2 separate regions of the Homo sapiens genome follow, and region 1 is linked to region 2. Evidence: chromatin contacts called from ENCODE Hi-C or POLR2A ChIA-PET data. All regions are on one chromosome and are shown on one strand. Each heading gives the region's core, a stretch centred on a gene start or an enhancer-like site at or near the end of the contact. The rest is flanking DNA. Distances are from core to core; before and after follow the strand shown.

The links. A loop is a pair of places that touch in the nucleus more often than their neighbours do. ChIA-PET counts read pairs that join two places held with the same protein, here RNA polymerase II (POLR2A). Pooled maps may share reads with other maps.
Region 1: a map with no recorded cell type shows a loop between it and region 2 (4-fold over the local background). The contact joins two enhancer-like sites. A Hi-C loop is called at or near these places in 2 of 168 maps with a recorded cell type or tissue (GM12878 and prostate gland), 1 of 37 single-sample maps with no recorded cell type and 7 of 50 pooled maps. POLR2A ChIA-PET finds 5 or more read pairs at or near these places in 1 of 52 experiments (BJ).

Annotation. Positions count from the first base shown.
Region 1 is chr14:30,964,301-30,968,209 of GRCh38, forward strand. All of the region lies in intron 1 of STRN3 (striatin 3), which reads right to left. It also overlaps the pseudogene HIGD1AP17. Among named protein-coding and RNA genes, the nearest start is that of MIR624, 48 kb to the right of the region's middle. Within about 2 kb of position 1,716, at least 2 of the 41 ENCODE cell types and tissues checked have a DNase peak (open chromatin) inside an H3K27ac peak, as active enhancers do.
Region 2 is chr14:31,354,746-31,358,367 of GRCh38, forward strand. All of the region lies in intron 16 of HEATR5A (HEAT repeat containing 5A), which reads right to left. Among named protein-coding and RNA genes, the nearest start is that of HEATR5A, 64 kb to the right of the region's middle. Within about 2 kb of position 1,391, at least 2 of the 41 ENCODE cell types and tissues checked have a DNase peak (open chromatin) inside an H3K27ac peak, as active enhancers do.

The DNA of each region.
Region 1 (3,909 bases), core at 466-2,965, 390 kb before region 2:
ATCATGAGGGTTTTGTTGCTCTTGAGAGATTCTTCTAGCAATTTCCATACCAACCAACACAGATGTTTCTCTTTCTTCATATGATGATCAGGGATCCAAACATATCCAAAAAGCTAAAGAGGCACCATTTGTCCCCCATTGGAATAGCAGGTTTTGCAGCAATTGTTGCAGTGGATATACAAATTGAAGAACAGGAGAAATATTAAAATGTCCCTTCACCTGATCCACATGCATGTGGCAGCCCAAGGCTTTGTGATGGGAACAATGACTGTTGATGTCAACTATTCCATGCACTGAGAATTATGGGCAAAACCTAAGCCTTAGAAGAAGAGATGCAGGCTTGGCACAGTGGCTCACACCTGTAATCCCAGCACTTTGGGAGGCTGAGGTGGGCGGATCACCTGAGGTCAGCAGTTTGAGATCAGCTTGGCTAATAGGGTGAAACCCCATCTCTACTAAAAATACAAAAATTAGCCAGCTGTGGTGGCGCGCACCTGTAATCCCAAGTACTCCAGAGACTGAGGCAGGAGAATCACTTGAACTCGGAGGTGAAGGTTGCAGTGAGCCGAGATAGCACCACTGCACTCCAGCCAGTGCACAACAGGGCAAGGCCCCTTCTCAAAAAAAAAAAGAAAAAAAAAGAGAGTCTTGGTCTTGGTGCTGTCTTGGTCTTTGTCTTGTTGCAGGAGCTTGCTCTAGTTAGACATGTCATTATTGAGGTTAAGTGTTCACACAGAAAACATGTTATTTGATGGAATTCAGACGATAACACACTATTTTGAGTATTGACTTCCTTTCTTGCAGGCTTGATTTGCTTGGTGACCAAATTACTAGTCACTAGTTCACTAGTGAACTAGGTCATTCAGAGGAGTCACATTAACAGAAAAGAAATATGTCACCTAATACAATTGACTATGTAAAAATATCCACCTTCTTAAACTGTTATAATGAAATTAGTTCTAAAGAAGACAGCAGGCCAATCCAGAAGTACTCCCAGTTTGCTGCAGAATCCCACATGCTTTGGATGTTATATAGGAGTCCTATTTACCCCAGTTAATTTACTTTCTTCTGCCTGCCTAGTAGACTGGTTGGCTCCTTAAGTGCATGGGGGTGCAGTGGTTTATGTCTGTAATCCCAGCACTTTAGGAGACTAAGGCAGAAACGTCACTTGAGGCCAGGAGTTCAATACCAGCCTGGGCAACACAGCAAGACCCATCTCTAAAAAAAAACAAAAAGAGGCCAGGAGCGATGGCTCACGCCTGTAATCCCAGCACTTTGGGAGGCTGAGGCAGATGGATCACCTGAGGTCAGGAGTTCAAGACCAGCCTGGCCAACATCATGAAACCCCATCTCTACTAAAAAAATTAGCCAGGCATAGTGGCAGGTGCCTGTAATCTCAACTACTCAGGAATCTGAGGAACGAGAATCGCTTGTACCAGCCTGGGTGACAAAAGTGAAACTCCATCTCAAAAAAAAAAAAAAAAAAAAACAACAAACAAAAGTGCATGGGGCCAGACATCTGTAATCCCAGTGCTTTGGGATGCTGAATGTTAGATATGAGTTCTAAATTTCTTTTCAAATAATATGTCAGTATGTTCCACTCTTTGCCTTCTACTTTTAAACTTAACTTCCTCATAAAGCAATCTTTTTCGATTACCCACTCCACCCTGACTCATTCCAATTACCTACTCCACCCTGACTCACCTGCTCCACTCTACATTCCAATCACCTGCTCCACCCTAACTCATTCCAATTACCTGCTACCTGCTCTGCCCTGACCCCCGCCAAAGCACTCACCCTGTCATTCTCTTTTAATTAGCCAATCGGAATTAGTTTAGCCTGTGCATCCAATCGGAATTAGTTTAGCCTGTGCGTCTAACCCTAGCCGACAGGGGAACAACACGGCAGCAAAGGGTCACGTGCATCAGGGATAAGAACCCCTTCCCCTCCCTTGTCCAAGTGTGCGCTCACCATTGTTCCATCTGTAAGGGTGCACCCTTCTATACAGAAGTAACTTGCCTTGCTGAGAATTAAAAAGAAAATTTTATATCTGAGTGCTATTTCTTTTGTGGCACCGAAACTTTACATATAACAATGTGGGGGCTCATCCAGGATTACATTCCCCACCAGGGACAGTCTCTGTTTCTCTCTCGTGAGGAGGTGCACCCTGCCCTATTGTGGCAGCCTCAGGGATGAGAAATCAAGACCTACCCAGTGCGAGGAATAACCCGAGCTCTCAGCAACGCAGAGTGGGGGACTGGCCAGCAACCTAGCTTAAAGGATCCTCACATACTGCTGCGATGACTGTGCACAGGCCAAGGAAGGAGAAGCCGCAGGAGCTGGTAAAGTACTTCCTTTGTGGTCAAATTCTGGAGGGCTAAATGTGTGCGTGCGTGAATGATCATCAACAACCCTGCTTGCGGTGTTGTGTGGATGGTGACAAGTCCTACTGCTGGACGGAGTGAGTGGGTCCTCTCCAAGGTTCCATAGCTACCTCATATGGCTTAGAGCAAATCCTGCCATGGGATTTATACCAGCACGCCAACACTAAGAGGGGCCTAATTCTCCCTTAGGGGAGCAGCCAGAGATGACAGCACAAGTGGGAAGTGTGCAAAGGACCTTCAGAAGGGGAAAGGGGGGAAGCAGGTCAACCTCCCAGGACAAGCAGGACAAGACACCCCCTGGTTTGAGGGATTGAGCCTTCCGGGACAGGCAAGGTGAGACACCCCTGGTTTGAGGGGTTGAGGCTTCCGGGACACACAAGGTGAGACATCCCTGGTGTTAAGGGGTTGAGCCTTCCGCTAATTTCAAGGGTTGAACCTGACACAACCCCCCACCCCACCTTTTCCTTTCTTCTTGGGTATTAGAGTAGCTCCACTCCCACAGGTCCCTACCCTAGAGGCAGAGAGACACAGAGGGGAAAGAGAGGGTGGGGCAGGGTGGGGGGGAAGAGAGGCAGAGAGAGGGGGGAAGAGAGGCAGAGAGGGGGGAAAGAGAGGCGGTGGTGGGGAAAGAGGCAGAGAGACAGAGAGTCAGAGAGAGAGAAAGAGACAAAGTCAAACAGAGAAAGAGAAAAATAGTAGTAGTAAAGAGAAAAACAGTGTACCCTATTCCTTTAAGAGCCAGGGTAAATTTAAAACCTATAGTTAATAATTGAAGGTCTTCTCCGTGACCCTATAACACTCCAATACCATCTCGCTGTCAATGTAAACAAGGGCGTAGCCCAAAAGCACTGAGGACACTGACAACCCGTAGCCTTCCTATCAAAAATCCTTAACCCAGTAACCCGCGGATGGCCCAAATGCATTCTATCTGTAGCGGCAACTGCTTTGCTAACAGAAGAAAGTAGAAAAATAACTTTTAGAGGAAACCCCATTGTGAGCACACCTCACCAGTTCAGAACTATCCTAAGTCAAAAAGCAAAAAGGTAGCTTACTAACTCAAAAATCTTAAAATTATAAGGCTATTCTGTTAGAAAAAGATGATTTATCATTAACCACTGAAAATTCCCTTAACCCAGAAGGTTTCCTAACAGGAGATTGAAATCTTAATTACCATACAAAGATCCGACCAGACCTAGGAGGAAGCCCCTTCAGGACACGACTTCCTCCCGGGTGACTGGGGTGGTGGGGGAACAACAGGTATTCAGTAATTGATAGGGAAACTCCTGTAGAGGCAGTCAGGAAAACTGCCTAATAACTGGTCTCCTCAAACGTGTGAGCTATTTGCACTCAGCCAAGCCTTAAAGTACTTACAAAACTAGGAAGGAACCATCTATACCAATTCTAAGTTAATTTGGACTAAACAGGGTCTTATTAATAGCAAAGAATAATTGAAATACCAAACTTAAAAGGTTTTCAACAAAAGCAAAGTTTGCTAAAAGTTAACAGTGTAACATGTATTATCCTA
Region 2 (3,622 bases), core at 141-2,640:
AACCCTTTAGACAGGGGGTACACACAGTATACACAAAACAGTAACCACAAACAAAAACAAAATAATACTTTTTAGAGGGTATATAATGGCAAAATTTTTTACTACTGAGAATTATAACTGTTTAAGCTTTTCCTCTCTGTCCATCCATTCCCAAGTGACATCATTTGTTGAAGCAGTCCATTTATCACAATCACCTAAGGAGTTTAAAAACTTTCAGTGCCCACCACCATAGTATGCATACCATACTAATCAGGATCTTCAGTATCTTAAAAATTTGCCTGGATAATTCCAATGTGCAAGTCAGGGGTGGAACAATCCTCAGGTGAATTAATCAACTCATTCTTTGCAATTAGATGAAAATCTATTTAAAAGCAACCACAAACGCAGGCCAGGAGCAGTAGCTTACACCTGTAATCCCAGGACTTTGGGAGGCTGACGGGGGCAGATCACCTGAGGTCAGGAGTTCAAGAACAGCCTGGCCAACATGGCGAAAGCCCATCTCTACTAAAAATATAAAAATTAGCCAGGCATGGTGGCGTGTGCTGTAGTCCCAGCTACTCGGGAGGCCGAGGCAGGAGAATCACTTGAACCTGGGAGGCGGAGGTTGCAGTGAGCCGAGATGGTGCCACTGCACTCCAGCCTGGTTGACAGAGCAAAACTCTGTCTCAAAACAAAACAAAACAAAAAATAAAGTAACCACACACAGGCTGGGCATAGTGGCTCATGCCTATAATCTCAGCACTTTGGGAGGCCGAGGAGGGCGGATCACCTGAGGTCAGGAGATTGAGACCAGCTTGGCCAACATTATGAAACCCCATCTCCACTAAAAGATGCAAAAATTAGCCAGGCATGGGGGTGCATGCCTGTAATCCCAGCTACTTGGGAGGCTGAGGCAGGAGAATCACTTGAAACCCAGGAGGCGGATGTTGCAGTGAGCCACCGCACTCCAGCCTGGGCTGTCTCAAAGAAAAAAAAAGTAACCACAAACAATACATGATTGAGATCAATATTATTTCTTTTCTGTATAAAATATCTTGACTTTCCAACCGGTAAACATTTTTACGTTAGAACCCTACAGTCAGAATAGAGAGAATCAACTAATTTAAAAGACAATTACATATGCATTAATAAATTGTGCATTAATTTATATTACGTAAGTATTATTTCCAACCTTAGGACAACCACATGTTACACAACTGTTTAAACATAAGGCTAACCACAATAACAACAAAATGGCTTGAAATATTCGGTTGCTGTTTAAATTTAGATACTTTAATTAAGACCTTTCTTCTCTAGAACTCAAATGTAAGGCCAAAAAGCAAACAGCCTGATATTTTACATAAATATCATATCTGGCATAACAGGAAATTAGAAACTTAACTTCCCTATTCATGTAGTTTCTATCTTCTGGTTCTGTAACGACACCTACTGGAGACTGTGGATAACTGCTTATAACCCACTTTCTGTATCTGGGATCTTGCCAGGCCACTTCTTTATAAATATATTTTTGAGACAGTGTCTTGCTCTGTTGCTAAGGCTGGAGTGCAGTGGCGAGATCTTGGCTCACTGCAACCTCTAACTCCCAGTATCAAGCGAACCTCCCACCTCAGCCTCCTCAGTAGCTGGGACTACAGTTGCACACCACCATGCACAGCTAATTTTTTTATTTTTGTAGAGAAGGAGTTTTGCATGTTGCCTAGGCTGCTCTTGAACTGTTGGGCTCAAGCAATTTGCCTGCCTTGGCCTCCCAAAGTGCTTGGTTACAGGTGTAAACTACTGTGCCTGGTCACCTACTATTTTTTTTCCAAAATAGTTAGAATCCTGTTTGTTCCAAATTTGTTAGAATCCAAACAGAATGATAGGGTTTGCTTTTATCTGTTCTCAATGTTTTTATCAAAACAAACAAAATCTCCCCTTCCTTGAATATTCATTATTATTATTATAACTTAGGTGGGGATACAAAAACTATGAGCACATTAAAAAATTCATTAAACTTAGTAAGAAAGGATCTTCCTGAAACTGCAATTGGGCAATAAATCCGAAAAGAAAACTTCTCTAGAATAGTAAAATCACTTTTTTAAGAGGAAAGGCTGTAAAAAGTATATTTTCTTTTTTGCTTTTCCACCTTAGACCCATCAAAGATAGTGGAACCATTTAAGAACAGGCTTAATTTAAATCCTTTGCTTAAAAGGCCAGCCCTGTTTCATCCACAGTAGTTATTGGTATATTAATCCAAATTAATTATTCTAAAGTAATTATATGCTCTATAAAAAGGCAGTTACAGACTAGTTCAAATTTCATCCTCTCCATGAATCTTTCTTTGAATATTCCAAACCACTGTAATTTTCCTCTTCATTCATTAACAATTCAGTCATATATTCTCTTATCACCATAACCTTATAGTTACAGTATTACAGGAAATGCTACAAATACATTTGGAAAAAACACTATCTTTTGAAACTGAAGCTAGTAAAAATCAATATAAATTTCATTCACTTTTCTATGCAATGAAAGCACATCATCCCAAGACCTGTTTCAGAGAGGTGTTGGTGATGAAATTAAAATATTTTTCTAAGTCTTCACCAAAGAGATAAAGGTAAATTGTCTAACTGGTATCCTCTGGAAGATATAACTGGATAAGAAGATATAATAAAAGCTATGATCTAGTCAAATGCATGGTTGTTGGTCGAGAGAGAGGAAATGAATGAATGAATCAGTGCGGATGACAGTGATTTGTAAACTATTATTAGCCACAATAGCCTATGAGAGAGATTCACTTCCCATTTCGTTTTTCAGATAGTAACAAGAATTTCCTGGATAGTGGATTTTGATGCCTGAGAAATGTATATGTCCAGTTACTAATTAAGAAACTATCATTCTCAATGAGAAATCATTATCACCCTTTGGTTTTTCAAAACCAAAGTCCATTTTTTGGGGAGGACATCTTGTATTTATTAATTTTTCACATACAATAGCATAAGATGGAAATCCCTACATAGTATGAGGTATACAACATGATGTTTTTAACGAGGCTTTGCTCATATATACATTGTGAAATAGATTACCACAATCAAGTTAATTAAATATCTATTATCTTTGTGTGTGTATGTGTGTGTGTTCTAAAGCAGGGGGGCCCCAACCAGTGGGCCACGGACTGGTACTGGTCCACGGCCTGTTAGGAATTGGGCCGCACAGCAGGAGGTGAGTGGCGGGCAAGCGAGCATTATCATCTGAGCCAAACTCTTGTCAGATCAGCAGTGGCATTAGATTCTCACAGGAGTGTGAACCCTATTGTCAACTGTGCATGTGAGGGATCTAGGTTGTGCACCCCTCACAATGCCTGATGATCTGAGGTGGAATAGTTTTATCCCAAAACCTCCTCCTATCCCTACGCCATGGACGAACTGTCTTTCGCCATACTGGTCCCTGGTGCCTAAAAGGTTGGGGACCACTGGTCTAAAGTTCATTTTAAGTGAACTGATAAAAACCATTTAAAATCCCTCCAACTGAAGACAAATCCCTGGACCTTTAATGGTTCCAAAAAATTTCCAAGGTAAGAAAGCCTATGAGACCTAGTCTAAGAAAAAACCTAGTATGTGTCTTTGTAATGACTGCTCATAAA